Linked DNA regions of Homo sapiens: region 1 is linked to region 2. Evidence: read pairs that join two places in POLR2A ChIA-PET (ENCODE). Cell type or tissue: PC-9. All regions are shown on one strand. Each heading gives the region's core, and the rest is flanking DNA. Links, peaks and the distances in the headings are about the cores only.

Region 1 (16,490 bases), core at 6,605-10,604, 71 kb after region 2:
GTGTGGTAGCAGGCTCCTGTAATTCCAGCTACTCTGGAGGCTGAGGCGGGAGAATACAGGAGAATTGCTTGAACCCAGGAAGTGGAGGTTGCAGTGAGCTGAGATCACGTCACTGCTTCCAGTCTAGGCAAAGGAGCAAGACTCTGTCTCAAAAAAAAAAAAAAAAAAAAAAAGAACTCATATTTGGAAAAGGAAAAACTCACGGTGTTGCAACACAGGCAGCAAAGGGAAAGCGTTGATTGGTGAAGCTGTGAAGGGCTTTCACAAATGAGCACCCTGCTTCTGCGGGGACCAAGGATGACCCTGTCTCCAGGAGGCTGTGAAAATGCTGGGTAGGTAGAGGTATCCGCTCATCCTCTGGAGACAAAAGCTCAAAGTGCTTCGCAGGTGGAGCCACCCCACTCCCCCAACTCCCCTTGCCTGGTCGGGAGACTGGGAGTGGTCTATCTTAGCCAGATGTGCCCCGTCTTTGTTTTCCATCACTGGCTTAGCCAGATGTGCCCCGTCTTTGTTTTCCATCACTGGCCCAGCCTCACCGTGCTCTGCTTCCAGTCCACTGAGGGTGGGTATGGAGTGATGAGAAGTGGGTGACTTGCTGAGTCAAAGTATCTCAGTCTTCTCCAATTTAAAAGAGACTTTTTTCAAAGACTTAGCCCCTTCAGAATTAAGACTTCCCATCAGTTCTTCTCCTCGCTGAAGGGGTCTCCTCTCTCACCCTTCCTTCTCAAGGGGATAGGGGCAGAAGGATGGACCCTGGCCTGGAACTGTCACAGGGCCCCCACTGGATCCCTTACCGAGGTGTGAGTGCCTTAGGGAACTCAGGGCCGTGTCAGGCCTTCTCCCCAAGTCCCTGGGCTGGCCTGCCCTTGCCTGGGCGCTTGCTGGCCTGACCTTGCCTGGGTGCTTGCTGGCCTGGGCTGGCCTGCCCTTGCCTGGGCGCTTGCTGGGGCTGCCATCCTTGAGGCCTGGATGTCGCTCTTTTTCAAGCTCTGGCCCTAAAGTCCAGCCTGTTCCTCCTCCTCAGGCTCTCTTCCTCAGAGGGAGCCAGCCCCGGGTTACCTTTGGGACCCCTGGGCATCTCTGGATGCTGGAGCTCTCTGGGCCTGGCCCTCAGTGCTGGGGCCCCATTCTCCTAGGCAGGGGGCCTCAGCATTCCTAAGACCCAGCAGAGTATCCAGAAGCAGGGAAGGAGCCACCTGTCGGATCCAACATCCCACCCCCACACCACCTGAGTATTTTGCTCTTGTAGGACTTAGCCTCCTTCCTCCGTACTCAGCCCAAGAAGATGCGAAAGACACTGTGGGCTCACCTCCAGCCCTTCCCTCCCTCCCTGCCAGCTCTGCCCCCTCACACCTCCTTGGAGGCCCTCCTCTGTCTCATGGAGCGCAACAGCCTGGTCATTCTGTATCTTCTTGATACTGTAGTTTATATTAATGGTCTAGTCTCATCCCTCGAAGCTTTACTTTTGATAAGTAATGGGAAGTGTTTGGAGGTCAGAAAACCTTGTCTGTCTTCATAAAGTTGAGTTTTAAACATTCTTGTCTTTCTAGGATTTAATAAAAAAAATCAGTTTGAAAGGGCATTAATGACATGTTCAAAAGACATCTTTTTTCTATGTGTGTAGCTTCAAAAGTGACTCAGTAGGCCGGGCATGGTGGCTCACGCTTGTAATCCCAAAGCTTTGGGAGGCCGAGGTAGAAGGATTGCTTGAGGACAGGAGTTTGAGATCAGCCTGGACATGGTGAGACTCAGTCTCTAGAAAAAATTTAAAAATTAGCCAGGTAAGGTGGCACATACCCATTGTCCTAACTACTTGAGAGGCTGAGGTGGGAGGATAGCTTGAGCCCAAGGGTTCGAGGCTTCAGTGAGCTCTAAATGCACCATCGCACTCCAGTCCAGGCAACAGAATAAGACCTTGTCTTTAAAAAAAAAAAAAAGACTCAGCAGTAAGCAGTAGTATTTTGCTTAATTCTAAGTGCCAAGGTTTTGTACTCTAATATAACTCTACACCAAAGGAATCAGGATTCTAGTAGAAGGTAACTGATGGCCTGTCTGTGTCCTGGGAGTTAAGAAAGATCAGGATGGTCCTAGAATATCCTGCTGTTGGCCCCAAACAATGGAAGGTTTCAAAAATTTGGCACCAAAAGAACTGCTTGGCCAAACTGTAACAATTGGCAACAATTTATCATAATCTGAGCATCAAAATGGAATACTTGTATTGTTAAGAATAAGTTTAGTCTAAAAAGACATGCGAATATAATGATACCTGAAAAAGAAATGTTTATAGAAAGTGTAAAAAGATAGTATTTAAATAAATTGCAGTAGTGAGGAGAGTGTGGATATGTCTGTTTCTAAGTCTATGTAAGACGCATTCTCCATGTGTAAGTGGTAAAGAATAAACATGGAAGCGTGAGCAAGTGAGAGATGACCAGGAAAAGCAAGGAGGACCTATCAGTGTTGTCAGTCACACAAAGCCCCAGAGTAGAACGATGCCCAAGAGTGCTGCACAATGATGGACCAGGTGAGTCTCCCAGAGAGACCAGCTGTCCAGACTGCATCCGTGACTTCTGGGGGATGAGATCTCTAGTTGTCCTAATTAATCAAAATGCATCCTAATCTTGGGTGATGGGTGCACCAAAATCTCACAAATCATCACTAAAGAACTTAGTCATGTAACCAAATACACTACCTGTCCCCCAATAATCTATGAAAAAAAAAGCATCCTAATAAAACAAGCATATGTTTCCTCCTGTCCCTCTTTCTCCTCTTCCTTTTCCTCCTTCTCTTTCTTCTTCTACTTAATCTCTGCTCCTTGTTTTTCAGGATATGTTTGCTGTATCGCTTGAAGGTATCAATATATGCGTTACAAGCTCTAAAAAGGTAAAAGGACAAGTGTAAGGATGGTGATTATAAGAAGCCTCCTGGCTGGGCGCGGTGTAATCCCAGCACTTTAGGAGGCTGAAGGGGGCGGATCACGAGGTCAAGAGATTGAGACCATCCTGGCTAACATGGTGAAACCCAGTCTCTACTAAAACTACAAAAATCAGCCAGGTGTGGTGGCCTGCGCCTGTAATCCCAGCTACACGGGAGGCTGAGGCAGGAGAATTGCTTGAACCCAGGAGGCGGAGGTTGCAGTGAGCCGTGATCGTGCCACTGCACTCCAGCCTGGCAACAGAGCGAGACTCCATCTTAAAAAAAAAAAAAAGAAGCCTCCTGGCTGGGTGCAGTGGCTCACGCCTGTAATCCCAGCACTTTGGGAGGCTAAGGCGGGTGGATCACTTGAGGTCAGGAGTTCAAGGCCAGCCTGGCCAACATGGTGAAACCCTGTCTCTACTAAAAATACAAAAATTAGCTGGGCATAGTGGTGCACCTGTAATCCCAGCTACTTGGGAGGCTGAGGCACGAGAATTGCTTGAACCCGGAGGCAAAGTTTGCAGTGAACCGAGATAGCACCACTTTACTCCAGTCTGGGAGACAGAGCAAGACTCTGTCTCAAAAAAAAAAAAAAAAAAAAAAGTAGAAAAAAAGAAAGAGGACGCTCATACTGGTGGTATTTTAGAACAAGTTTAAATGTAATCTTTTGTCTGGTATATTTGTGGATATTTTGTTTCAGTCTAAATCTTTTTCTTAAAAAGCCAGGAGGTAAATGTTTTTGGCTTTACAGGCCATGTGGTTACTGTTGCAACCACTCAACTCTGCTGTTGTACAGGGAAAGCAGCCATACACTATATGGAAATGATGGTGTGGCTATGTGCTAATAAAACTTTATTTGTAAAATCAGGCAGTGAGCCTCAGTTTGCTGACTCCTGGAGTAGAATATTTGAAGTGTGAGGTAATCTGTCATGATAAAACCATAATTTTAGTTTAAGTCACATAGGAAATGTATTGAATAACATCTGTAATCAGTGTCCAAATGTTAAAGAAAAATCATTCTCTAAATGTGGTTTATTAAAACTGCATTCTGTTTAATCAAGGCAGTATTAATTACCACACAAAAGCCCTTCTGATATGAAAATAGTCTACTGATGCTAATGATAGAGCCGAATCTAAATTCTCAAATCTTTGAACTGGTAAAATAATTCCCATTAAGGTGGTGTGGCAGAGACTAGCCGACTACTAAGCAAACCATTTCCTCTTTTCTCTGGGCACACACAGCTGGACTATATTTCCCAGCCTTTCTTACAATTTGGGTGCCTTGTGCCTGAATTCTAGCCAATGGAATATCAACAAAAGTGATGCATGTCAATTCAAGACCTAGCCTATCAAAACCTCCATTGTTGGCTGGGTGCGGTGGCTCACACCTATAATCCCAGCACTTTGGGAGGCCAAGGCAGGAGGATCACCTGAGGTCAGGAGTTCAAGACCAGCCTGGCCAACATAGTGAAACCCCATTTCTACTAAAAATACAAAATTAGCTGGGTGTGGTGGCACATGCCTGTAGTCCCAGCTACTTGGGAGGCTGAGGCAGGACAATCGCATGAAGCTGGGAAGCAGAGGTTGCGGTGGACTGAGATCACACCACTGTACTCCAGCCAGGGTGACAGAGCGAGACTCTGCTCAAAAAAACAAAAACAAAAACCTCCATTGTCCTTCCCAGTCCTCATGCTGAGCTCAGAGGCCCCCAAGGCTGTAAAGGAAGGCAGAGGCAGAACCTGGAAGGAGCCATCCACTCAGCAAGAACTCTATTTTGTGCTTCCCATGACTGAGCAATAAAATTATATTTTTATATACATATATATACATACACACATATATATGTTTCTTTCCTATGAATACATGCCTATGATAAAGTTTAATTTATAAATTAGGCACAGTAAGAGATTAATAATAACTAATAATAAAATAGAGCAAATATAACAATATAGTATAATAGAAGTTATGTGAATTGTCTCTTTTTCAAATATCTTATTATATGTAATATTTTTGGACTGTGGTTGGCTGCAGGAGACTGAAAACTTGGAAAGTGAAACTGTGGATAAGGGGGGCTCTTGTATCTTAAGTGTGGCAATGATTGCTGGCTGTGGGGATTTACTAATAGAATTTGTTTTGGAATACCTTGAATGGGGTACAGCTGAGGAAGACAAGAAGGAGATGAAATTTTGACACCCATCTGTTCATCCATTCAATAAGTGTGTTTATTGAGGATTTATGTGGCTAACCTCTGAGACAGGGAAGATACAGCCGCTGCCTTCAAGGACCTTACCCAGGAGGAAGCAGGCAGTTGTGCTAACAAATAATTGTAACAAAGCATGTAGCTGGGGGCAGTGGCTCATGCCTGTAATTCCAGCACTTTGGGAGGCTGAAGCGGGTGGATCACTTGAGGTCAGGAGTTCGAGATCAGCCTGGCCGACATGGGGAAACCATGTCTCTACCAAAAACACAAAAATTAGCCAGGCTTGGTGGTGCACACCTGTAATCCCAGTTACTCAGGAGGCCAAGGTGGAAGAATCGCTTGAACCCAGGAGGTGGAGGTTGCAGTGAGCCTAGATTGCACCACTGCATTCCAGCCTGGGTGACACAGTGTGACTCCTTCTCAAAATAATAAATAAATAAATAAAAATAAAGCATCTAGAGTTCTGTGATAGAAATGTGTCCCTGTGGGTGGCTTGGATAGAGGAGGGTGTTATCAGTTGCAAGAGAGGAGGGAACAGCTTTTTCAAGGCCATACAAGGGTGCTATAACCTGGGGCCAGTTAGGCAGGGGAAAGTTGGGGTGGGGAGGCATAGCAGGAGGCGACTCAGAGAAGCAGTTCCCTCTCAGATCCCACCAGGCAGGTGAGAAGAGGCAGGCGGTGGGGTCCAGGATTGGGCTCTGCATAAAGAGATCAGGGTTTGGCATAAATCTATACCTGCAGTGTCAATTCCAGCCACCAAAAGCAGAGGCTGCACAGTCAGCCAGGCAATAGGACTTGAGTAAGCTTGTGGGGACCCCCAAAATGACGGTTGGTTCAGTCATAGGAGCTCCAGTGCTTCCTATGCAGGTTCATTCTTTGAATGCTCATACTGAATGGCTACCGTGTGCCAGGTGCAGTCCCTATTCCACTGTCCATCGGGCAGTGGGGGCAACAGACACACAGACAGATTATTTAGATTCCACGCCCTTTGTTAGTCCACTGAAAAACCTTGTTCCCTCCACATAATAAAACTCACTCCATGTATTGAGTAGGTACTGGATGCCAGGCACTTTATACATTTGAACACATTTGATTTCATTCAATCATCATAATAATCCCTTTTAGTGATGAGTAAATGGAGTTCCGGAGAGGTTAGCGGTAAGTAGCAGAGCCAGGATTTGAAACCAGGCCTGCTGGAACTGAAGTAAATCCCATGCTTTATGTACTCTGTCCCAAAGCTCCCTCTCTAGACACTTCACACTTTGCTCATCAGGCCCCAAGGCCTTCCTTCCTCCAGACCTGGGCCCATTCCACCAGACCATTCTGCCATGTCCCTCTGAGAACCTTGCAGCATTCCCTTTACATGTTCCTCTGACAACCTTGTAGGATATGTTGCATGAGGTTGTCGTTTTCCATTTGTTACTGTATATTATTCCATAGTGTGACTATTCCGTATTATTTAATTTTTAAAAAGTTCAACTTACCAATTTTTTTGTGTGTCAGCCAGTTACGGTGGCTCACACCTGTATTCCCAGCACTTTGGGAGGCTGAGGCGGGAGGATCACTTAAGCCCAGGAGTTTGAGACCAGCCTGGGCAACAAAGTAAGACCCTGTCTCTACAAAAATACACACACACTCACACACACACACACACACACACACACACACACACACACACATTTCTTTTGTGGATCATGCCTTTGGTGTGTATCTAAAAAGTTATCACCATAGCCAAGGTCATCTAGGTGTTCTCCTATGTTATCTTCTAGAAGCTTTATAGTTTTGCATTTTACTTTTAGGTCTATGATCCATTTTGAGTTAGTTTTTGCGAAAGGGGGAAGGCCTGTGCATAGAGTCATTTTTTTTTTTTTTTTTTTTTTGCTTGTGGATGTCCAGTTGTTCTAGCACCATTTGTTGAAGACTATCTTTTCTTCAATGTGTGGCTTTTGCCCCTTTGTCAAAGATCACTTAGCTGTATTTATGTGGATCTATTTTCTGGGCTCTCTCTTCTGTTCCATTGATCTATTTGGCTATTCTTTCATCAATACTACACTGTCTTATTGGAGCTTGATAGTAAGTCTTGATATCAGGTACTGTCAGTCCTCCGACTTTGTACTTGAAGATATCGTGTTCACTATTCTAGATCTTTTGCCTCTGCATATAAACTTCAGAATTAATTTACCAATATCCACAAAATAGCTTGATAAAATTTTGATTGGGACTGCATTAAATTAGATCAAGCTGAGGAAGAGCTAACATCTTGAAAATATTGAGTCTTCCTCCATGAACATGTAATATACCTCCATTTATTTAGTTCTTTGATTTCATTCATCAGAATTTTGTACTTTTCCTCATAAAAATTTTGGATATAGTTTGTTAGATTTATAATTAAGGATTTCATATTGGGGGATGTTAATGGAAATGGTACTGTGTTTTTAATTTCAAATTCCACTTGGTATATAGGAAAGTAATTGGCTTTTGTATATTAACCTTGTATCCTGGAATCCTGCTATAATTGCTTATTAGTTCCAGAAGTTTTTCATTGACTATGATCATATCATCTGCAAACAAAAATAGTTTTATTTCTTCCTTTCTAATTTGTATTTTTTATTTGTATTTATTGTATTCTTTAAGTTTGTATTCTTTTATTTCCTTTCCTCATCTCATTGCATTAGCTAGAACTTCCAGGATAATGTTGAAAAGGAGTGGGGAGAGAGGACATCCTTGCTTTATTCCTTGTTTCCTTAGTGGGAAAGCTTTGAGTCTCTCACTATTAAGTAAGATGTTAGCTATAGATATTTTGTAGATATCCTTCACCCAGTTGAGGAAGTTCCCCTCTATTCCTAGTTTACTGAAGTTTTCTTTTTTTAATCATAAATGCATGCTGAATTTTGTCAAATGCTTTTTCTGCATCTATTAATAAGATCATGTGATTTTTCTCTTTTAACATGTTGATGTGATGAGTAACATTAATTGATTTTGAATATTAAATCAGCCTTGCATTCCTGGGAGAAATATCACTTGGTTGTGTGTATAATTCTTTTGAAACCGCCTCTGCAAAAATTAGAACAGAAAATTATGACAGTGAAAGAGATCTGACCTAACTGATTCCATATTTCTTCTAACCTCCAAACTGTCCTTGTTCATTCCTGGGTGCAGGCCAAACTAATTTTGGAAGGAACTTAGTTTATGGCTTAACTTTGAAACAAAGATGATAACGGCCCTCTTCCAAAACAAATCCGCTTCCTGCCTGGGGACTAGACTGCCTTTGCAGGACTAACAGATTAGCCACAAGATTAGAAATTATGGTTTAGGGGTCACGCTGCTAGAGGCTGCAAGATTCTAAACCTCCCAAATTATCCTGGGGATAATATTACTATTGCAAAACCTAAGATCAGACCCTGCACTCAATGGATCAGCTGGCACCACCCAGATCGAGAAACTGGCTCATCTGGTCTTGTGGCCCCCATCCAGGAACTGACTCAGCACAAGAGCACAGCTCCCTATGATTTCATCTCCAACTCAACCTGTCAGTGCTCCCATGTTCTGACCCCCTGCCCACCAAATTATCCTTAAAAACCCTGATCCCCTAGCTTTCTGGGAGACTGATTCGAATAATAATAAAACTGCAGTCACCCATACAGCTGGCTCTGTGAGAATTAAACTATTGCAATTCCCCTGTCTTGATAAATCAGCTCTCTCTAGGCAGTGGGCAAGGAGAACCTGTTGGGTGATTACACTTTTCTTTCTTTTGTTTTTTTTTGTTTTGTTTTGTTTGAGACAGTGTCTCGCTCTGTTGCCCAGGCTGGAGTGCAGTGGCATGATCTCGGTTCACCGCAGCCTCAACCTCCCCAGGCTCAAGCAATCCATCCACCTAAGCCTCCCCAGTAGCTGAGATTAGAGGAGTGCACCGCTATACCCAGCTAATTTTTGTATTTTTAGTAGAGGTGGGGTTTTGCCATGTTGCCCAGACTGGTCTCAAACTCCTGAGCTCAAGTGATCTGCCTGCCTCAGCCTCCCAAAGTCAGTTACACTTTTCTATCAAACTGTTGGATTCAATTTGCTAATATTTTGTTGAGGATTTTGCATCTATGCTCATAAAAGATACTGGTCTGCAGTTTTCTTTTCTTGTAATGTCTTTGTTTGGTTTTGGTGTTAGGGCAGTGCTGGCTCCATAGAATGAGATAGGAAACCTTTGCCCCCTTAATGGTGTTTCTTACTGTCACTTAAAATTCGATTTAGGAAAAAAGGTTTTCTCTGTTCCTAAACAAAAAACAGGATCCTGGCAGGCCCTATAGTTTGCCAGTTTCCTCCTACATAGTAAAGTGTCCTTAGATGGAGTAAAAGAAGTCTCACACACAAAAATACAAATATATAATTTCATCTATAGGAAGTTGTAGAACAGGCAAAACTAATCTGCGGTAGAAAAAGCCAGAGCAGAATTTGCCTCTAGGACCATGATGACAGATATTGACTGGGAAGGGGCATGAAGGAAATTTCTGGATGTAATGTTCTATATTTCGATAGGGATCTGGGTTGTACAAGTATATGCATTTGTTAAAACATCACACAGTACACGTTTTTGCATGCAATCTGTGGTATATAAATCTTTCCCTAAGGAAATAATGGACTGTAAATAAATACTGAACTTTGATTAATAATATACATGATTCAGTTTTTTGGGGAAGCATACTGACATCGGCAACTTATTTTGATATTCACAGAAAAAATAATTTAGATTGCTTGAGAGATAGAGGGATGATGGATAGGTGGATTAATATATGATAATGCAGCCCGGTGCAGTGACTCATGCTTGTAATCCCAGCACTTTGGGAGGCCGAGGCAGGAGGATTGCCTGAGGCCCAGGATTTGAGACCAACCTGGGCAAAATAGCAAAACCCCATCTCTACAAAATGTTAAAAAAAAAAAAAAAAAAGCAATTCGTGTAAAATGCTGTGAGAAAATCTATGTAGTGGACACATGGGTGTTTGCTGGAAAATTCTTTCAACTTATTTTCATAATAAAATGGAGAGAAATAACAAATGGAAAGTCCTTTAAAGTTTGGTGTGGCTAAAAGAATGGTCTGCGTCCTGGCCCAGGCCAGGTGGTCTTATCACTCCATCATGTGGCTTCTGCAGATCCCAGGTCCCAGTTCTGTCCTGCAGTCTGTCCCGTGACTGTCTCCACTGGAAATGGTGTCATCTGCTCACAGCCCCAAACACCATTTCTAGATGACTCATGGCCTCTGCCCACGCAAGATCTACAGGTTCTCTTTTAAGCTTTTGAGTCTTGATCACATGTATCGTTAAGGAGATTGCTTCCTCAGTAGCTATTGGCAGCAATGCCAGCACTGGCTTGGTTCCCTCTGAGCGCTGCATCAGGCCTGCTCTGCCAAGCGGAAAATGCTGCTCTGCCCAATGGGCAGAAATGAGGATAAGGGGGCATTTCCTGGCAGGCACAGCTCCACTCAACACCTCTGCTGACTCCAGAGGGTTCTGGGTTAACCATTTAACATATACTACCTTAGTTAATGGAAAACATCTGACCTGCTGCACCCTGGCAGAAGTAGACTTTGAAGTGGAGAGCTGGGACTGAAAAAGAAAAAGTCTGTGGGAAGAACTCCAAAATACAACAGGAAGGAGGAAACCAGAAATTATGCAAGATGGCCCCAAGGGAGAGAGAGAGAGCGATAGAGAGAGAAAGACTGCCTCTGAAGCAGCAGAGGCCGCTAAAGAGAATCCTGGAGAAGGCAGCCATCAAACCTTTTTCACTTTCAAGGGAGCCTGAAACTGCAAGCTACAACTTACCGGCTGAATTATAAAAACAACAATGTTTAAAATAATAATATTCAGTGCTAGCAAGAAGTTGGTGAGAGGGCACTTTTATACATTACTAGTAACAGGTTTTTACAAAAATAATTTAACAATATGTATAAAAGATCATACATTTTTACTCAATAAGTTATATCCAAGAGTATATCTATTCTAGGGGCAAAAAAAATGTTTTCAAAGATCCATGTATAAAGATATTTAACAGGCTGGGCGAGGAATCCCAGCACTTTGGGAGGCCGAGGCGGGCAGATCACAAAGTCAGGAGATCGAGACCATCCTGGCTAACACGGTGAAACCCTGTCTCTACTAAAAATACAAAAAGAAATTAGCCGGGCGTGGTGACGGGCACCTGTAGTCCCAGCTACTTGGGAGGCTGAGGCAGGAGAATGGTGTGAACCCGGGAGGCGGAGCTTGCAGTGAGCCAGTGAGCCGAGATCGCTCCACTGCACTCCAGCCTGGGCGACAGGGCGAGACTCCGTCTCAAAAAAAAAAAAAAAAAAAAGTTTAACAAATTATTATAATAACAGGAAAAATAGGGTATTGCTTATAGTGTACTAATTAAATTATAGTTTAACAATGCGATGCAAATATTATGCAGACATTTTTCATGATATACTTTAGGGGAGAAAAATCAGGTTTAGAACTTTATACACAGTATGATTCCCATTATGTGCTAAATGATTATGAGAGATTATTTGTTCTCTTTTTATAGTTTTCAATATTTTCTAAGTTTTCTGCAATGCATGCATATTGTTTTTCATATTTGGAAAAATATTTCTTAAAATGCAGCAGTTTGGAGATGGGATGTGAAGATTTCTCTCTGGGGATTGAGAAGGCAATATTGCCAAGGCTTGTTTAATATCTCTTAAAAATCAATTTGCTTAAGGATAAGCTTGCTATATTAAAATTAAAAAGAAAGAAAGAGATGAAAAATCAATTTGCAAATCTTTTTTCTTTTCTTTCTTTTCTTTTTTTTTTTTTGAGATGGAGTTTTGCTTTTTGCCCAGGCTGTAGTGCAATGGTGCCATCTCGGCTCACTGCAACCTCCGCCTCTGGGGTTCAAGTGATTCTCCTGCCTCAGCCTCCCGAGTAGCTGGGATTACAGGCATGCTTGTATTTTTGGTAGAGACGAGCTCGTCTCTACTAAAGTTTCTCGAACTCCCGACCTCAGGTGATCTGCCTGCCTCAGCCTCCCAAAGTGCTGGGATTATAGGCGTGAGCCACTGCTCCTTGCCTTCTTTTCTTTTTTTAAAAATCTTTTTTACAGTCTGTCCAAGAATATGGCAAAATTTGCAAATTTTTTGCTTATACTGTAAAGACAGTGCAGGTTCCAGTTTAGATTCGTACTGATGGAAATGTTGAGTCTGTGGGTAGGCGGAACAAAGCCTACTGCTGAAGAGCAGGGCTCTGCCTGCATTCGGCTGGGGCAGATGCATTATAAAACTTCCCGAAAGTGTAGTTGTAAGGCAGGGCTATGAACTGTGTAGACAAAACAGAAAAACCCCATTCCTACAAAATGTTTTTTTTTAAAAGAAAAAAAAGATAATGCAACTAAAGTAAAGAAAATCTGTGTAGTGAATACACAGGAGTTTGCTGTAAAATTATTTCAACTTTTATGTATGTTGAAAAAGTTTCATAACCGTCCATAGTGGCAAAGGTTGCTGCTATGCTCTCTTGCAACACAGACAGCTTTAGTGACAAATTTCCACCATCCACAGGGAAAGTGAAGGGCCACTGGAAAAGAAGGAACAGGGGAAAGGGAACTACCACTTATGGAGTCTTGTGGGACGTGTGTATAATGTTGTTGTAGCCAGAAAATGACAGAAACCTCTCTCGTACCAGCATACACAAAAAAGAGTTACATTGGAAAGGACAGTTTGATTGAAGCTTCATGTGATAATATGGAATCTCTTGCAGCTTATATTTTCCAAAAATGGCTGCAACAATCTCCCATCCCATGGGCCTTTCCTACAATATGACTTTGACTTTCCTCCCATGAAGAGATGGGGTTTATGTTCCTTCTCCTTGAATTTGGGTGGGCTTATGACTATGGCAGAAGGGATGCTGTGTGATTTATGAGGCTAGGTTATACCAGGTGACACAAATTCTGCCCACTCTCTGGGGACACCGACTTTGGGAACTCGGCCACCATGCTCTGAGGAAGCCCAAGCCACATGGGGAGCCAGGTGTAGGCGTCTGGCCAATCGCCAGCATCAATCATCTACCAGACACATGAGTGAGGAAGCTCTGTGGGACTCCAGCCTCCACCATCAGGTGCAGCCTTGGGAGCCATCCTGAACAAGACCCACCCAGGTGAGCCCAACTAACCCCAGAGCCATGAAAACAATAATAATAAAGTGATTGTTGTTATTTTAAGCCACTAATTTAATTTCTGAGGTGACTTGTTACACAAAAATAGAGAACTAGAACAATGTCCATCTCTTAGCTCTTCCTCTCTTTTTTGTTGAACTCATTCTCTCCTGGTGGGTGGCAGGGTGGAGGGAGTGGCTAGAGTAAGCTCCAGGCTTAGCATCTCCATGAGAAAGAGATTTTTCTTCTAACGTCCAAATACGATCTCAGAGGACAGCTAGTGTGTTGTTGACTCCTATGCCCATCTTTGGAACGTCACTGTGGCCAGAGGAATGGGATTCTGTGACTGAGGCTGCCATTTGTTCACTCCAACATACATTTCCTCCTTCCCCTGGTAATGACATAAATTCTCCTGATTTTATTCATGTTGGCAATGTGCCCATCTCTCTTGTAGCTAGGGATGGCTAGGTGGTTAAATTCTGGCCAATGACAGGTGTGTGGTCCTTTACAGAAAGATCCTGTATCAGCTCCTATTATTGTAACAGATCACCACAAATGCAGTAGCTTAAAACAACATAAATTTATTGACTTACAGTTCTGGAGGTCAGAAGTTTGATATGGGTCTCACCAGGCTACAATCAAGGTGTCTGGGGGGCTGTTCCTTCTGGAGGCTGTAGGGGAGAATCTGTTTCCTCACCTTTTCTAGATTCTAGAGGCTGCCACGTGCCTTGGTTAGTGTCTTCTTCCATCTTCAAAGTCAGTGATGGCTGACTGAGTTGTTCTTACATCGCACCATCCTGACATTGCCTGTTCTGCCTATCTCTTCCACACTTAAGGACCCTTGTGATTACACCGGGTCCATCTGGATAATCCAGGCATCTCCCCACCTTAAAATCAGCAGATTAGCAACCCTACTTCTCCTTTCCATGCAACCTAATCTATTCACAGGTTCTGGGGGATTCAGACACGAACCTCTCTGGGTAGATCATTATTCTGCTAACCACAAATCTTTAAAAAGGAAGGGTACCCTTTTATCCTTTCTTCTCCCTTCCTGCTGTCTTGAATGGACTCCTGATACATCCACTTCTGGGATGAGGTACTGTGGCTGGCAGCCTGCCAGAAGCACCTTTTGGCAGTTGCTGCAAAGAGAGAGGAACTGTTCTTAGTAGGCTGAGAGAAGGATGCCAGACAGACAAAAACATCAGATGTTCATTATAAACATCTGCTGCAATAATGCTGCATGATCAACAACCCCTAAGACTCAGTGGCTTACAAGATTTATTTGTTAATTTCTAGCTCACAGGCCTTCAGTTGATGGTGGCTCTGCCAGGCTTATCTGGGATCAGTTGGACTTGCTCAAGGCTGTGGTTAGCTTCAGGTAGGCCTTGCTTATCTCTCATGTACCTGGCAACAGTGGCTCCTTGGCATCTTCTTCCCATGGCAGATGGCAGAAGTTCAAGAGGGCCGGCTAAGCCACACAAGCTCATATAAAGCTCTTTCCTGGATCATGTCTGATCACATGCCGTTGTGCAAAGCAAGTCCTATGACCAAGCTCGAGTGAATGGGTGGGGACGAGCAGTTCACTTCTGGTGGGCACACTTCAGGTTGGAACAGTGAAGGGCACAGACAGATAATCCTTTACGGAGGGTGCCAGGGGTTGGGAACAATCATCCAATTTACCACAGTGAGCTAAGCCAATCCACTTCCCTCATCAGTGAGGAAGTTTTGTAGGGATGTCTCTTCATGCCCACTTGACCTGGAGGAGTGCTACAGTGATTTTCTTCCCACTACATCCCATGCCCACTATTTTTAAAAATACTGAAAAGTGCAGAGACTAATGTAACAAATACGGAATACAGGCTCACAACCCAAATGTAAGAAACTTTTAGGCCAGGCACGGTAGCTCATGCCTGTAATCCCAGCACTTTGGGAGGCTGAGGAGGGTGGATCACGAGGTCAGGATTACAAGACTAGCGTGACCAACATGATGAAACCCCGTCTCTACTAAATATAAAAATTAGCCAGGTGTGGAGGTACGCGCCTGTAATCCCAGCTACTCAGGAGGCTGAGGCAGGAGAATTGCTTGAACCCGGGAGGCGGAGGTTGCAGTGTGCCCAGATCTCACCACTGCACTCCAGCCTGGGCGACAGAGCGACACTCCATCTCAAAGAGCCCCTTAAATTTGTGTCCTTTTCATTTTCTACTTCTGGAGCACCAAATTTTTGAGACTGTCACATAACTATAAATGCAATAGTTTCTGTTCCAGAATCCTGGGTCCCATACCCTAGGACTTTACCATACTTACCTAATATGGGCACAGCCCTGACTAACTACAGTAACTTTATTACCTAGGAATTGCATTTGTCTGCGTGTAGCGGTCTCCTGAAAAAAGTGGTTTAAACACACAAGGATCTATTATCTTACGGAATAAATTTTGAGGTAAGTAGCCTAGGGATAATTCAACACTTCTTCAGAGCCACCCGGAATTGAGATCCTTTTATCTTTCTGTTTCCATCCTCCCTGCTTTTAGGATAGGAGAGAGCAGTCTTCAGCATGAGACCCATCCCTAAGTAAGTAGCTGATTTGGGATTTTGTCTTGGCTAAAGTTAACAACCAGCTGGTCTTAGTTTCTCCTTACCATTAGAGTGCTCAGTAATCACCTAAGTTGTACAATTGTTTGTTTTGCTTAACTTTTTGTTGTTGTTGTTTGTTTCTGTTTTTGTTGTTGTTTCAGTCTTTTTCCCATTGGGTTTGACCAACTCTATATCTGACTTGATCATATCCAAAGGAAGGTTCCAAATTATGGGGAACAAGTGACTTCAAAAGTGACTTCAAAAATGACATAATTTGGCTTATTTGGAACAAAAATTACACAGGAAGTATTGTCAAATATAAAATGGTGTCTGGTTTTCTTTGGACTGTATTTGTATAAATGTTATTGGTATGTGCTCCAAAATTATGGGAAACTTCTGTAATTCTTATGTGACTTAGTGTACATTATCAGTAATAATCATAATTGTAACGTTAAAATTATTGTGTGAGACAGAGGTAACAAATTTCCTTGTCAATTGTGTCTTTGACTATGGCTGCCCTAAAACTTTTTCTCACCCATGGACAATTGTTGTCTTGTTTTGGTCCTCTTTAGAAGATGATTTTATAATCAGCTATAAAACTCTAACAGGTGCTCTTGAATGCAGGTTTCGATAACTTTGGAGATTGTGGCATCAGAATAGAGG
Region 2 (16,490 bases), core at 8,222-12,221:
CTGGGCGACAGAGCGAGACTCTGCCCCCAAAATAGGAAAAAACATCCACACAATGAGAACTGTTGGTTTACACTAATCAGTACGAATAATGGAGCCCAGGGCCTTAACCACAACGTTCATGCCAAGATTAAAACTGTAAAATCCCCAAACCAAGGAGCTGAAATTTCATAAAGGAAAATGTAACGCTTTGGACTTAACTCAGAAAAATGATTGTCCAAAAATGGTGGAAAGGAGACCTAGCTTGGCTTCAGCTTGCATTAAAAAAACAAAACAAAACAACAGCTCTGAGATTGGAAGGGTTTCCTGACCACGTGATTCACCGGTCCCTAAATGCCAGTCCACAAATTGGCACGAGTTTTGTTCTTTATTCTGAGATTTAAACCATCCTATTTCTTATTATTAAAATGTCTTTTTATCAACTGAGGGTGAAGGTATGTATTAGTTGCTTTTCTTTTTTTCTTCTTTTCTTTTTGTGACATCCTTACTTGGTATACACCACTATATTATTGACACACAATATTACTGACACCAATAGTGGACTCAGATTGGCAGTAAGACCGCACATAGATGTCACATGGGTAAATAAAATGGGATTTGCAAACTGTAGCTCTTGGACCCAATGAGGCTCCACTGCCTGCTTTTGTAAATAAAGTTTTATTGGAACACAGCCAAGCCCATTCCTACCACAGTAAGGCTACGTTTACATGACAAGGGCAGAGTTGAGTATTTGCAAAAGAGACCACAGGGCACTCAGAGCCCAAAATATTTACTCTCTGTCCCTTAACAAAAAATGTCTGTGACAGATGATCTAAAGGCTACAGAAAGCAGGTGGTACAGTCAGAACATACAGCAGTAAGAGAGGCAACTGAATTCAGGACAGACAACAGTGAGGCTTCTGGGCCCCATGTCCTCCAGGAGTGGTGCACACTTTTAGATGTTAAGAGCTGAGGACTGGCTGGGTGTGGTGGCTCATGCCTGTAGTCTCAGCACTTTGGGAGGCTGGGCTGGGAGAATCACTTGAACTCCTGAGCTCAAGACCAGTCTGGGCCACATAGGGAGACCCTATCTCTACAAAAAAAATTTTTTTAAGTAGCTGAGTGTGATGGCACTTGCCTGTAGTCTTAGCTACTCGGAGGTTAAGGCAGGAAGATTGCTTGAGCCTGGGAGGTTGAGGCTGTAGTGAGCCATGATCGTGCTACTGTACTCCAGCCTGGATGACAGAGTGAGACCCTGTCTCAAAAACCAACAAAAAAAAAGCTAAGGACCGAAGGTCACATGAAACCTTCAGGGAGCAAGGCTGTTTCTGGGTGGGTGAGGTCTTATGGTTCCTACCTTACAAGGCAAGAACGGGTCTACATGAGAAGCGGGCTGGTCACCTGGCAAGCAATGGCCACAGCCACGGGACAGTGCAGAATCTTCTGCATGACACCCCCCTTGTCACCCTGTGCCTCTTCAGGCTCTTGCAGGCTGGTCCAGGTATCCCCAGGAGTGAGGCTGACACCCTCTGCAATGCGGCTCATCTGTACATGGCGAGATTATATGTTAACATATTGGTCCTCAATTTTTTGACATTTCACAGGTCTTTGATGTCCCAAAGCCTAGGAACCATTAATTCAAGGCAACCCACTGCCCTTCAAGGGTCTTCCTCACATCCCTGAGAGGTGACTCCTGGCTCTCAGGAGAGCAGTTACATCAGTGGGGAACTCAATGTCACATGGTAGCCTTCCTATCGAAGGCCACCTCCTGCTGTCAGAAAATGATCAGTCACCCCGAGTCAAAATCTACCTCCTTTCTGGAAACTTCCCCCAACTGGAGCTCACACATGAGGTCTGGCCCTTCTTCTACATGTTGTTCAGTCTAACACTTTTCTCCTCTAAGTGTGTGTTTTTCCCCTCCAGGTGTCATGGACCCAGTTTTTTCATGTACTCTACAGATGACACAATCACCCTCCTCTGGAAATGCTTCAGTTTATTAATGTGACTCTTAAAATAACATGCCTAGCCTCTCCAAACATTCCCACGTGGCCAGCTGCCCACAGCACTCCATCAGTGTAACTGAGAATAAAGCTAATTTTTGAGCCATTTCATGCTCAGACTTCCTACCATCTCAAACCGCTGACTCATTTTGAAGGAGGATGGTGGGATGGGGAAAAATTAAAATTACCATACACTGAGTGTTTCCTACATGCCAAGGCATTGTCTAGGTACTCTATCTGACACTGTATTTGTTCTTCCAACAAGTCTGCAAGGTAGATATTATTATCCCCATTTTGCAGATGAGGAATCTGAGGCTCAAAGAAGTTAAATAATTTGCTCAAGGTCACACAGTTGGTGAGTCACAGTCCGGGTTTGGAACCCTTGTCTCCTGGCTCTGAAGCCTGTGTTCTTTCTCTACAGTACACTGTGTGACACCATGGAGCTTGGGTCTTTCTAACCTCAAGGTTACTTTCCCATGAAGAGCTGTCAGCCAGGTTTCCCCTATTCTATTCTTGTGCCTTCTTAAAAAAATAATTACCCTTTTCTTTTGGTTATAAATAGCCCTTATCCACTGTGGAAAAATTAGAAGTATAGAAAAATTATAAAAGAAAATAACAACTCTATTTGCAAGCCTATAATACAAAGTTAACCACTGTTAACATCAGCCATATCTCTTTACAATCTTGTCTCTCTGTATGTATGAGATTGAACCACATGGAATGGCTGATATTCAGTTTTTTTGTTTTCTTTATTTTTTGTGTTGATATTCAATCATTTTGGATCTACACAAAAGGTAATTTCATATAAATCTTTTTAAAATTTATTTATTTTAAAAATTCTCAGCAGAATCAGTTTTCATATAATTCCCTAATATGTTTTTACATATAGCTGGAATCACATTGCACATGTAAAGTTTGAATTCTGCTTTTTCATGTAATAATATATCAGCATGTCCTGACTCATTTTAAATTCTTGGTAAACAACATTTTATTAGCGGTATACCATGAAAGTAATTTGTATTTGAAATAATTGATGTAACTATTCTATTGTTGGACATTTGGGTTTTTTTTATCACTAATACTTCTGTGATAAACATCTTCATGTATAAATATGCTTTTAAATTTCTGATTATTTCTTAGAATCAATTCCTGAAGGTAGAAGGGAGGTCAAAAGGTCATATTTCAAAGGTTCTTGATACATATTTCTATATTACCTTCCAGAAAGATTGAACCAGTTTTGAGTCCCACTATACCCTCACCTGCAGAGGAAATTATTACTTTTACATATTTGTTAGTTTGGTTGGTAAAAATTATTCTTTTAATTTTTATTCCCTTGATTCTTTTTGATACTTTATTTTTTGGACCTAAATGCAGATCTTTCAATTTTTTTTTTTTTTTGAGACAGGGTCTCCAGCCCAGGCTGGAGTGCAGTGGTGCAATCTCAGCTCACTGCAACCCCCACCTCCCGGGTTCAAGCGAGCCTCCTGCCTCAGCCTTCCAAGTAGCTGGGATTACAGGTGCACGCCACCATGCCTGGCTAATTTTTGTATTTTTGGTAGAGACAGGGTTTCTCCACGTTGTCCAGGCTGGTCTCGAACTCTAACCTCGAGTGATCCACCGACTTTGGCCTCCTAAAGTGCAGGGATTATAGGTGTGAGCCACCATGCCTGGCCAGATCTTTTAATTTTCTGACCAATATTCCACTTAGATCTTTTTGACTCAAAGATGAGCCAATAGTGTGAAGTGGCTGCTGAATAAGTGAATGCCTGCTTGGCTGCATAGGCGCGCAATGTATAGATCAGGGGAGATGGGAGGTGATGGATCCCTTCTACCTCTTCCTGGTCAGAGAATGCATCTGGAGCTTTTCAGCTATGTGGTTCTGGGGGTCTTATTTAAGAAGGACATTAACAAACTGGAGCATATTAATTTAACTAAAGGTTGAAGGATTGTGGAAAGAGGTTAAAGACACAGGGAATATGTATGTATGTATGTATGTATGTATGTATATATTTATTTATTTGAGACAGGGTCTTACTCTGTCATCCAGGCTGGAGTGCAGTGGCTGGATCACAGCTCACTGCAGCCTTGACCTCCCAGGCTGGAGTGATCCTCCTACCTCAGCCTCTGAGTGGCTGTGACCACATGTGTGCACCATTGTGCCTGGCTAATTTTAAAATTTTTTGTAGAGACAGTGTTTCGCAATGTTGCCCAGGCTGGTCTTGAACTCCTGAGCTCGAGCAATCCTTCCTCCTTAGACTCCCAAAGTGCTGGGATTACAGGCATGAGCCAACGCACCCGACCTGACACAGGGAATATTTGACATAGAGAAAATGAAAGAGAAACAGATGGGCAGAATAGCTGTATTAAAAAATGGCAGGCCTCCCTGTATGACCTTTGTAACTTTTCTATATAAAACCTGCCTTATATAAAAGACAAATCCATTTTAAGTGGATCCAGAAGACAGAAAATGGACCAATAGGTGGTGCAAGTAATTGATTTTAGCTTCACATAAACAAAATCTAATATTTTGTGCTATTTTACACCAAATAACTTTCTCAAAGGGCAGTGAGCACTTTGTCTCTAGAGGTATTCAAGCAAAGGTTTGAATTCAGAGAGTTGGTAAGGGGCCCTATACATAAGATGGAAGTTTGAATTGGCATCAATTCAAACTTAGGGATGATCCTTAGGGATCATCAGATGATCCCTAAGGGCTTTTCCAATGCCAGGATGTTACGGTGTTATGTGTCTGTGAATTGGCGTCCTTGAGGTATGGACAGAATAGCAGCGTCGGTGGGTTCAAGCTGCCTGAAGCGGATGCAGTGAGGCACAGAAGGCAGAGCTAGCCAGGAGGGCCGGCGGGGCTGACACGTGCCTCTCTCTGCAGCACTCCTACCTGCTGAAGCTGAAAGTCATGTACACCGTGGGCTACAGCTCCTCCCTGGTCATGCTCCTGGTCGCCCTTGGCATCCTCTGTGCTTTCCGGTGAGAACACACTGCCAGCTCTCCATACCCCAGCCCTCCTCAGGTACAGACTTTGGGTCTCTTCTCAACCACCCAGGACAGAAAGAGGAAGGTCTGAGTGAACTACCTTGTCGTCTCTTGATCTAAAGCTGACCTATGGCAAAACATCGAGGTTCCTGTGACCTCATTCATCCCTTTATTTTTTCAACATTTACTAAGCACTACTGAGAACTTGCGGCCGGTCGCTTTATATGTATTCTAATTTTCACACAATGCTATGAGATAGGTAACAGGAACCCCATTTTACAGTAGTACTAGCGAGATTCTGTTGCAAGAGACAGAAATCCACCTCGAAACAGCATAAGAAAAACAAAGGCGACCTGACCCATGTAAGTGGCAAGTTCATGGGCATCTGCTGTAGGCATGGCTGGATCTAGGTGTTCAGTGGCATCAGCAGCTAGGTCCGTCTCCCTCCATTCCACTGCTCTGGGTTGGCCTCATCCTCTGGGAGGCTTTCTGCAGAAGTGGCAGAGACAACCACCAGCAGTTGCTGGCATTCATCCTGCTAGCTCAGCAACACCAGGGCCAACAAGAGCCTCTTCCCCTCTGGTTCCAGTAAAAGTCCTCAGAGTTCTCATAGGCCGGGCTTAGGTCACATGCCCAACTCTGAGCCAATCACTATGGACAGCGATGGAGCACTCTGATTGATCAAGTCTGTCATGAGGGTGAGAAGGGTGGAGCCCTCCCAATCCAGAGCTGGAATGGGTTTCCCAGAAGAAAGCCTGTTTCCGGTACCAGAAGAAGCAGAACAAGTAACTGACTTCTGTCCCCTGCAGCAGAGGAGGACACTGAGGCTCCGGGAAGTGAAAAGTCTTGCTCAAGGTCATATAGCTGCTAAGTGGCAGAGCCAGGGTCTGCTTTCTCCCCGCAGCCTGTGTTCCTTCTGTGCCCCTAGCCCTCTCCCGTTCTGGTTGCCGTCCTCACCCCTCCCCCAAAACAATTCTGGGAGCTGGAGATGGTGGTAGGTCAGGGCAGAATACAATGTTGCCCCTACAGCCCCAGCTTTTTATTTATTCATTTAGAGACAAAGTCTTGCTCTGCTGCTGAGGCTGGAGTGCAGTGGCAATGGTAGAACTCCTGGGCTCAAGCAATCCTCCCACTTCAGCCTCTTGTACAAGGAATACAGGCAGGCACCACCATGCCCAGCTAATTAAAAACAAAAACAATTTTTTTGTAGATACAGAAGTCTCAATATGTTGAACTCATGGCCTCAAGTGATCTTCCTGCCTTGGCCTCCCTAAGTACTGGGATTACAGGTGTGAGCCACACTGTGGCTGGCCTTTTTTTTTTTTTTTCTCACTGCAGCATGTAGCAAATTAGACTGGCCACCTGGAGACCCAGTTCCTCATTCAGGTTATGCTCACAGAATGTGTTACCCGGAAAGAGCTGAAGTCTAGGGCCTCAGTTTCCCCAGTGCACTGGTGGCAGGTGGGCCTGGCTGAGTCCCAGCCCCTCAGGCTCTGGCCTCTATGTCCCTACATTCTCTCCCTGCAGGAGGCTCCACTGCACTCGCAACTACATCCACATGCACCTGTTCGTGTCCTTCATCCTTCGTGCCCTGTCCAACTTCATCAAGGACGCCGTGCTCTTCTCCTCAGATGATGTCACCTACTGCGATGCCCACAGGGTAATATGTCTGGGTGCCCCAGGATGTCGCCAGGCCCGCCTGCCTTCCCCAGCCTAGCTTTGGAGAGGGGAGTAGCCTAGTTGTCCTTCCCCCAAGCCCCTGCTGAGGCTGCACTTAATACCAAGGATAAAGCAGCCAGTGCTGACACTGGGCCAGGAGGTTCAGGGAGATTCCACAGCCACATGTGCACAATCTGGGTCATGTAGGAGAGAAGCTCATGGGGGTTGCCGTAAACTCCCAGTGTCCAGGAGTGAACTGGTCACTCTAGGAATTAGATATATAGGGAGACTCCTCTTTTCCCTACTTCTGCCAGTTCCCAGCTGAAGAAAGATGACCCAGTCTGGAGAGGGTGGGGGTTGGTCATAAAAAGAAAAGGGTGAGCATGGGCCAGTATGTCTGTATAAATGTATTTGCAATAAAACGTTGTGTTTTCTTAAATCTAACCCCCTTTCTCCTTCCAAATGCCCAGATGACTCAATTCATTGCAATCACCCTGTGTGTCAGTTGGGATTCCTTTTGCTGCGAATAACAGAAAACTATATATTGGGGTCTTAAACAAATGGGGGCTGTTTCCTACGTAAGCAGTCCACAGATGAGGTGGTGCAATGGCTGTGTGATACCATGAGGGACACAGTCTTTTCCCCTGTTTCCGCACTGCCATCCTTAGAGTAGGCCTTTGATGTCATGCTTTATACCACATGGTTGCAATATGACTGCTGCAACCCCAGGCCTCCTGTCTGTGTTCCAGGCAAGAAGGAGAAAGGTAAAACGTTAAACATTTTTTTATCTTTTGGGCAGCTTTGCCTTTCTATTGAGAAAGGGCACCTTCCCCAGAAACTCCTACCTACATCTCATTGGCTAGAGTTGAGTCATGTAACCACACTTAATCGCAAAGGAAGCAGGGTGATAGAGTTTTTTACTATCACAATCTCTATAGTAGAGGCGAGCAAGGGAGAAAAGAGATTGGAAATTGAGATTAGTTCAGCCAACCTGCCTGCCACTTCCTACCACTCACCTGTTTGTATTGTTCAGAGTTGTGTGTGTGTGTGTGTGTGTGTGTATTTTCTGACTCAGACTGAGAGGTTCTTCAGGTAGGATCCATGTCTCTCAAGGAGGTCTCCAGGATGAAACAAGAGTACCTGCTGGGAGTCAGGAGCCTTAAATCCTAGCCACGCTTCATTACTGACCAGCAGTGGACAAGGCCAGCAATGCCCCAGCAGGGAACCTTCTCAGGTTTTACTAAACATTAGACTCACAAGTCAACCATGGGCCTTGCCTGGAGTCAGAGCCTCTGGGAAGGCCATAAGGCAGGAACCACCACTGTCCCCAGGCAGCACCGGGCGCTCCTCCTTCTCGGGCTTGTCTTTGCAGCAGCCCTACGGCTATCCCGGGAGCTGTCCCATCCCCAGGGGACAGCCCAATGCAAAGAAAAGGACAAAGGCCCTACCATGGCAGAGGTACAGGAGCTGTGCTGGTGTAGAAGCCTGGTGCCCCACAATTCTACAGGCATAACTTCCGGGGATCCCTGCAGGGGACATGCCTGTTAAAAGAGTCAGTCACTGCATCAGGGAAGTCCAACTCCATGACATCCCCATCAGATATGTGGAGAGTGCAATGTACCAGCCAGGGCCATTTTTACCATAATCAGTGGTACCTCCTAACAGAGTTGGCACATCCCTTCATTATGTGTTTGCAAGGGAACTGAGCTTAGAAAAGATTTTTTTAACCCTTTGCTCAGAAATCTCTTCCCTTTCTAGGCCTTGGTTTCCTCATCTGAAAAAATGAGGGGATTGGGCAGTATCCGACACAGTTCTGTAGTTGAAGGACTGCCTCCTCATCTAGCCTGGCAGCCAGTGCTAGGATTTGAACCTAGTTCCTGCTCCTATGATGGCTCATTGATTGGCCAGCTTGACTGAACCCACTAGGCCTGTGGACTCCTACTCTCTAGAGAATGCTGCAGGCCTGATGGAGGAAGGCCACAGAAGATGGCCTTGAACCCCAGAGGCCCGCTCTTGTGGCCTGGCTCCTGCCCCTACAACACCCTGTTGCTCCCTTTGGGGCCACTCACCAGAGGGAACCCCACTGCCACCCGGCCTGGGTTCAGCTGCCTCTCTCTCTCCAGGCGGGCTGCAAGCTGGTCATGGTGCTGTTCCAGTACTGCATCATGGCCAACTACTCCTGGCTGCTGGTGGAAGGCCTCTACCTTCACACACTCCTCGCCATCTCCTTCTTCTCTGAAAGAAAGTACCTCCAGGGATTTGTGGCATTCGGATGGGGTATGTTTCTCCCTGGGTCTGATATCTGCATGGTATGTGGGAAGGGGTGCTGAGTCGAGAGTCGGAGGGTTCGGCTTTTAGTTCCAGCTCCACACTTAACTAACTTGTGTAATCTTTTTTTTTTTTTTTTTTTTTGAGTTGGAGTTTTGCTCTTGTTGCCCAGGCTGAAGTGCAATGGCATGATCTTGGCTCACTGCAACCTTCATCTCCCAGGTTCAAGTGATTCTCCTACCTCAGCTTCCCAAGTAGCTGGGATTACAGGCATGTGCCACCACACCCAGCTAATTTTGTATTTTTAGTAGAGACAGGGTTTCGCCCTGTTGGTCAGACTAGTTTTGAACTCCTGACCTCAGGTGATCCGCCCGCCTCGGCCTCCCAAAGTGATGGGATTACAGGCGTGAGCCACCGCATCCAGCTAACTTGTGTAATCTTAGACAAGTTCCTTGATGTTTAACCCTCTGGTCTCAGTTTACTTATCTGTCAAGTGGGAAATCCTAGCTCAAATTTAGCCCCAGTTTCTGGCATCTAGAGCTTTTTACAGTTCGTTCCCACCCAATACTTGTTGCCTCGTCTGCCTTTAGACGGTGCATTCCTACGTCCTCTTTCTTGCTTCCTTTCTGTATTAGAACGCTTTTGACTGCTGGCATCAGAAAATCTGTAAACCTTTAAACATAAACGAAATTAATTGGCTCATATAACTGAAAAGTCCAGTGATCACCAACTTCAGGAGAGGCTGAATCCAGCAGCGTCACACTGTTGCTTTCTGTCTCTACTTTGCCTTTCGTAACATCGGCTTTGTAGTTAAGCTGGTGTTCCCAATGGAATGGCCAACAGCTTCTGGGCTAGAGACTTCCTTGTACCGAACTCCAACGAGAGAAAGAAAGAGACTCCATCCAGCATTCTTAGCAAATATTCTGAGGTGCACTCTGGTTGGACTGCTTGAATCTCATAGACACCCTTGAACTAGTCACAGAGGCCTGAGAGAATGAAATATGTTGATTGGCCTTAGCTACTCAAACCACATGACTTCCTAAAGGAAATTCGGGATTCATTGTCTAGGAAAGAGGGAGAATGAGAGCGAGACAGCCAAGTGCGGGCCCCCATTCCATCTCTGTCCCTTTTCCTTTTCGGTCAATGAAGACGACAAACAACTTCCATTTTAGGGGCACTTGCTATGTGCCAGGCATTGGATTCAGCACTTTACATGTATCATTTAATCATCGTAGCAATCTCCAGAGGCCTCTCAGAGACCTCAGCTCACAGACACAACGTAACATACCAACTCACATGGTAAACAAGGACAGACCTCAGGATTCAAGCCAAGACTTGTCTGTTTCCAAAGCCCTTTAACTTTTACCCTGCCATTAACACCCATCCATCCATCCATCCATCCATCCATCCATCCATCCACCCACCCACCCATGCACACATCCACCCACTCATCCATCCATTCCTCTATCCATTCATCCATTAGTTGCTCATTTGATAAACATGAACGTTACCCTAAGGAGTTCTAGACAGAGAGCCAGGTTCCTGTGAGTGACTCAAAGGCTTACAGAGATAGTCATGTGCACCAAGCATTAGCTTCTTTTGGTTTCTTCCTGGTGCCTTTAAGAAGTGTCCCTGCCAGGAATGCCCTGTGCTGCCTTTTCTGCTTGTCTAAATCCTTATTTACAAGGGCCCTGTCTCCCGATCAGGGGAGCTGCCTGAGCTGGCAGAGCTTGCTGAGCCCTCCTGCTTGCTGAGCCCTCCTGCTTGCTGAGCCCTCCTGCTTCTGAACCTTGGCAGCCCAGTCAGCACCTGACCCCGGGCCATCGGGAGGTTGCAGAGTTATGCCGACGTCTCTAGAGGCCAGCAATCCCAGAGTGCCTGGGGACCAGGGACTTGCCTTATGCAGCTGGCTCTGCCAAAAAAGCACCCAACTCACTGAGCCCAGTTCACTAAGCTTTAAATCCCAGATACGCCAAGATTCAGCTGTATGAACATGGACCGTTTTCCCATCTATAATATCAGGACCATAATTTATTCAACATTCTTTGAGCACTTCCTGTGTTCAGGGATTACAAAGCTGCATTGTGATAGTATCTCTGTCACAGGATTTTAAGATGTTGGAATGAAATAATAAGAACCTTCCTTTCTTCTTCAAATCTTTGTGGAGCATCTACTGTACGCCAGCCCTGTGCTGGGTGCTGAGAATTGAGTGACATATAAAACAGCAATGGTTCTCTTCCTCCTGGCCTGTTTGCCTGCCAGACACCAAAGAGACCCTGAAGGGTCCCTAGAAGGCCTGAAGCCCCTCTATCTGTGAGAAGCCCTTTTCATGCGAAGGTAACGGCCCCTGCTTGAAATTATACTGATTTCATCAAAGATAGGTTGCTTAAATGGGTACACCCCTACTGTAAAACCTTGTAAAAAAAATTTTTTTAAGTAGAAAAAAAAAAATTACCCTAGTCCCACAGATTGAACTTTTTCTGAGATTTCCTTCCAACCTTTTTTTCTACTTGCAGTTTTTCCTCACATAGCTGTGGTCATTCTCTATGAAGAATTTTGAATTTCGCTTCTTCCCATTAACACATAAGCATGTTCTGTATTATGTCAAATCTTTCATAAACATTTTAAACTACCACATAGATAGATAGATGTGATATAGATGTATTTAACCACATACCTATTGTTTGGACATTTAGGTTGTCTCACTATTATAAATAGCACAGTGATGAATACCTTTATGGGCAAAGTGTTTTCTGTATGTAATACAGAATCCCAGGATATGGATTCCTGAGTGGAAAGGAGTGAGCACGTTTAAGGTTTTTAACACTTACCCAAAGCTTTGACTTTTTCAGAGCGGCTGAGGTGTGAGTCTGTATCCAGAAAATAGTGACAGCGCAGGCTTTATAGATGAGCCAGGCTGCCACTCAGCGAGTGAGAGTGAGCGGCTGGCACTGGCGGTTCTGCCTCAGCATGGGTGAAGGTCTGCCAAACCCAGCTTGCTGCACTCCCCGCCCAGAGACTCTGAGGCAGTGGGTCTGGGGTGGCCCGAGACTGCATTTCTGACGTGTTCCCAGGTGTTGCTCATGCTGCTGGTCCAGGGGCCACACTGAGCCACCAACTTAAACCATTACAAATTTTGCAAACTTTCCCACCAACTTGCCACTAAGGATGGAAGATAATGAACAAGTGCCTCTCAAAACCCATGTTCTTTGCCCAAAGCACTAAGAATTGAGGCAAGACTTTTTTTTTTTTTTTGAGAGAGAGTCTTGCCCTGTTGCCCAGGCTGGAGTGCAGTGGCGCAATCTGGGCTCACTGCAAGCTCCGCCTCCCGGGTTCACACCATTCTCCTGCCTCAGCCTCCTGAGTAGCTGGGATTACAGGTGCCCACCACCACACCCAGCTAATTTTTTGTGTTTTTAGTGGAGACGGGGTTTCACTGTGTTAGCCAGGATGGTCTCAATCTCCTGACCTCTTGATCCACCTGACTCGGCCTCCCAAAGTGCTGGGATTACAGGCGTGAGCCACCACGCCCGGCTTTTTTTTTTTTTTCAAGATAGGGTCTCTCTTTGTCACCCAGGCTGGAGTGCAACTGTTCAATCTTGGCTCACTGCAGCCTCAACGTCCTGGGCTCAAGTGATCCTTCTGCCTCAGCCGCCTGAGTGGCTGTGACTACAGGCATGCACCACTGTACCTAGCTAATTTTTATTTACTTATTTTTATTTTTTGTAGAGACAGTGTCTCACTATGTTGCCCAGGCTGGTCTTGAACTCCTGGCCTCAAGTGATCCTCCTGCCTCAGCCTCCCAAAGTGCTGGGATTACAGGCATGAGCCACCACACCCAGCCCAAGGCATTTGTTTAATTGTTATTTTTATCAAAGTCATTCATGTACTTGGTTTAAATAATTAAACAAAAGACTACAAGGTTTATAATAAACAAAAGCTAAATCTCCTGCCTTCACTTCTTATTCCCGAGCTCAGCCTCCAGAGTTAATGCCTTTCACTCTTTTAACTTGTTCCTCCTAAGATTTACTCTCGTGTTTCTAAAATCAATACACTACTATTTCTTGATTTGTCTGTTTGAAGCATTAGTTATTGACTCCACATGATGGAAGATAAGAATATAAAATTATTTTTTCTTTTCTGAGACAGGATCTCACTCTCTTGGCCCAAGCTGGAGTGCAGTGGTTCAATCACAGCCCACTGCAACCTCAAGCTCCTGGGCTCAAGCGATCCTCCTGGCTCAGCCTCCTAACTAGCTAGGACTACAGGTGCATGCCACCACATCTGGCTGATTTTTTACATTTATTGTAGAGACAGGGTCTTGCCATGTCTCCCAGGTTGGTCTTGAACTCCTGGGCCCAAACGATCCTCCTGCATCAACTTCCCAAAGTGCTGGGATTATAGTTGTGAGCCATTGCGCCTGACCAAGAATATAAAATTCTTAATCCTCTACCTCCATTCTTCCTTTACAGTTTCTTATCATTTTTGGCTAAATCAGATTCAGTGTATACATTATTATATCTATGTAAATAGTGTTTACCACTGAGACAAGTGGTGTACAATAATTTTACTTTCAATCTTATTAACTTTTTATTTTCCTGGAATCATTTTTCCTTTGCTTTTTATATATATATATTGCCAGCATCAATTCTCTCAAATTCTTTGGACAGCCTTCCAATGCTATTTATTTTCCAAATCATCAAATGCAATAGGAAATCTATCAGTTCCTATTTGTTTGTTTCCTGCTGTATTAGTTCCTAAGGCTATCTTAACAAATTGCCACAAACTTGGTGGCTTAAAACAACAGAAATTTACTCTCTCACAGTTCTGGAGGCCAGAAGTCTGAAATCAACGCGTTGGCAGGGTTGGTTTCTTTTGGAGGCCCTGACGGAGGATCCCTCCCATATCTCTTTCCTACCTTCTGGTGGTGGCTGGCAATGCTTGGCATTCCTTGGTTTGTAGTTGCATCAGCCCCATTCCTGCTTATGTCTTTACATGGACTTCTTCCTCTGTGTCTTCTCTCTCTGTGTGTCTCTCATGGCCTTCTTATAAGGATGCCAATCATGCTGGAGTAGTGGCCCACCATACTCCAGTATGACTTTATCTTAACCAATTACATCTGCAAAGACCCTATTTCCAAGTAAGGTTACAGTCTGAGGTGCTGGGTTGACATGAATTTTAGGGAGACACTATTCAACCTGGTATACTTGCCAGTGTTTTTTTCTAGAGCTTTCTGCCTTCTTGCTTGACTTGGCCTGGCTGTTCTCCAGATTTGCTCAGCTCCCTTAGCTTTCACCTTCTTCCACAAATCCTGTTTCCTTTCTTTCTCATCTCCCTGTCTTTGGTTCACTCTCTAGTTGTGTTGGAGCACATCCTCCAGTATCTGTCTAACCAAGAGCACCTGAAAGGAACATTTTTTTAATCCCATGTCTGAAGATATCTTCGTTCAACCTTCATACCTAATTCATTATTTTGCTGGACATAAAACAAGCTGAAGTCCAGGCACAGTGGCTCACACCTGTAATCCCAGCAATTTGGGAGGCCAAGGTGGGCAGATCACTTGAGGTCAGGAGTTCGAGACCATCCTGGCCAACGTGTTGAAACCCTGTCTCTACTAAAATACAAAAATTAGTCAGGGGTGGTGGTGGGTGCCTGTAATCTCAGCTATTCAAGAGGCTGAGACAGAAGAATCACTTGAACCCGGGTGGTGGAGGTTGCAGAGAGCTGAGACCACTGCACTCCAGCCTGGGCAACAGAGTGAGACTTCATCTCAAAAAAAAAAAAAAAAAAAAAAGTTGAAAAATCATTTTCCCCAGAATTTTGAGGGTCTTGTGTTTTGGCATCAGTGTTATGGGATGTGCCATGCCATTTTGCTTCCTGAACTTTTTACTCCTTTCTACATAAGCTGCAGGATCTTCTCTCTGTGTTCTGAAATGTCACAGGGATGTGCTGTGATGCAGGCCTTTTTTCATCGTTTTTCCTGGCATACGGTGTCCCTTTCATCTGAAAATTCATGTCTTTCATTTCTTGAAAATGTTCTTACATTATCTATTTAATTGTTTTTTCCTTCTGTTTTTTATCCTCTGTTTTCTGAAACTCCCTTTAGTCTAATGTTGTACATCCTGGAATAACCTCTAATGTTCGAATTTCTTTTTCCTACTTTTCATTCCACTGTTGTTTATTCTGCTGAGAGATTCCTAGTCTTTATCTTCCAACCCGTCTATTGCGTGTTTAATTGTGGTTATCATATGCTCCGTTCCTAAGCCCCCTTTCTTGTTCTCCGGGCACTCCCTGTTGACAGCATCCTGTTTGTGTCTTGTAGATACGACCTTTTATCTCTCCGATGGCGTTCCTTAGAGTTGTTTTGTTCCAAGTTCCTTCTGCTTCCTGTATGGTCTGTTTCCTCTGAGTTCCTTTTCTCTGATTGTTTTGGTCTGTGTCTTTTATGTAATAAGATGTTGGTGACCTTGGCTGTCTGTTCCTATTTAAGAATGAATCACTTCAGAGCCGGCTAATGGCTGTTGGGGGTGTGGGGTTTGTCTCTCAAGGGACACTGGACTGGAAGTGTTGGGGGGTCCCCCCATGGCTATCTATAGGCTCTTTGTCTGGGGCTGTTCAGTTCCTCTAGAGAATCCTTTCATCTCCAGCGTGCAGTGGCAGGGAGGTGGGCAGAGGGTAGAGGGCTGGGGTAGGGGTAGAAGCCCATTCAGTAGAGGCCTGAAAACTGAGCGGCCCGGGGACCAGGGCTTTTACCATTCAGCTTGAGCACGTCCACTAGAAATAGAATCTGATTTAAGTATTTCTGCTTAAAAAAAAAAGAATCTGAGCCATACATCTAGCTTAAAATTTTCTAGTAGCCACAATCAACACAGTAAAATGAAACAGGCAGTATTTGTTTCAACAATCTATTCTGTTCAACCCAAGGTGACCAAAATAGTATCATTTCAATGTATAATCAATATAAAAATTGGTAATGACATATTTTACATTTTTTTTTTTTTGAGATGGAGTTCCTCTCTTGTCACCCAGGCTGGAGCGCAGTGGCGCAATCTTGACTCACTGCAACCTCCGCCTCCCGGGTTCAAGCTATTCTCCCACCTCAGCCTCCCGAGTAGCTGGGATTACAGGCATGCACCACCATGCCTGGCTAGTTTTTGTTTTTTTAATAGAGACAGGGTTTTGCCATGTTGGCCAGGCTGGTCTCGAACTCCTGACCTCGGGTGATCCACCTGCCTCAGCCTCCCAAAGTGCTGAGATTACAGGCATGAACCACCGCGTCTGGCCATGTTTTACGTCCTTTTATTTGTACCAAGTCTTCAAAATATGGTATCTATCTTGCACTTAGTGCCCAACTCAGTAGGGACCAGCCACATACCAGGTGCTCAAGAGCCACCTTGAGCGCTGGTGTAGACTGTCACTCCATTCCTGCTCAGCTGAGCAACCCCTCCAACCCTCTGCTGGGCTGCAGCCCTGTTCTCCTTGGTTCAGTAATTCCAGAGAATAAACTCTGTTGGAAGTTGACTATTCAGTCTGGTGAGGGTAGTGCTGGCCGCCTGGGGTGCTTATCTGTTTCTTATCCAGACTTCAAACCATCCTCCTG

The links. ChIA-PET counts read pairs that join two places held together with the same protein. Peaks named below come from ENCODE experiments on the same cell type or tissue, not always from the same donor. Only the 100,000 strongest peaks of a DNase experiment are listed, where the experiment ranks them.
Region 1: POLR2A ChIA-PET joins it to region 2 with 8 read pairs; 2 of 35 experiments call an interaction of 5 or more read pairs at or near these places.

The regions. Positions count from the first base shown.
Region 1 is chr2:119,381,818-119,398,307 of GRCh38, reverse strand. No RefSeq gene overlaps it. Among named protein-coding and RNA genes, the nearest start is that of DBI, 23 kb to the right of the region's middle. In PC-9, for the core only: no CTCF peak of the experiment used is centred there; DNase peaks (open chromatin) are centred at 8,567 and 10,367; H3K4me3 peaks cover 578 bases; H3K27ac peaks cover 1,619 bases.
Region 2 is chr2:119,454,256-119,470,745 of GRCh38, reverse strand. It overlaps SCTR (secretin receptor), which reads left to right. Exons shown (of 13, transcript NM_002980.3): 5 at 4,860-4,957; 6 at 6,491-6,623; 7 at 8,746-8,899. Among named protein-coding and RNA genes, the nearest start is that of SCTR-AS1, 14 kb to the left of the region's middle. In PC-9, for the core only: no CTCF peak of the experiment used is centred there; no DNase peak of the experiment used is centred there; H3K27me3 peaks cover 697 bases.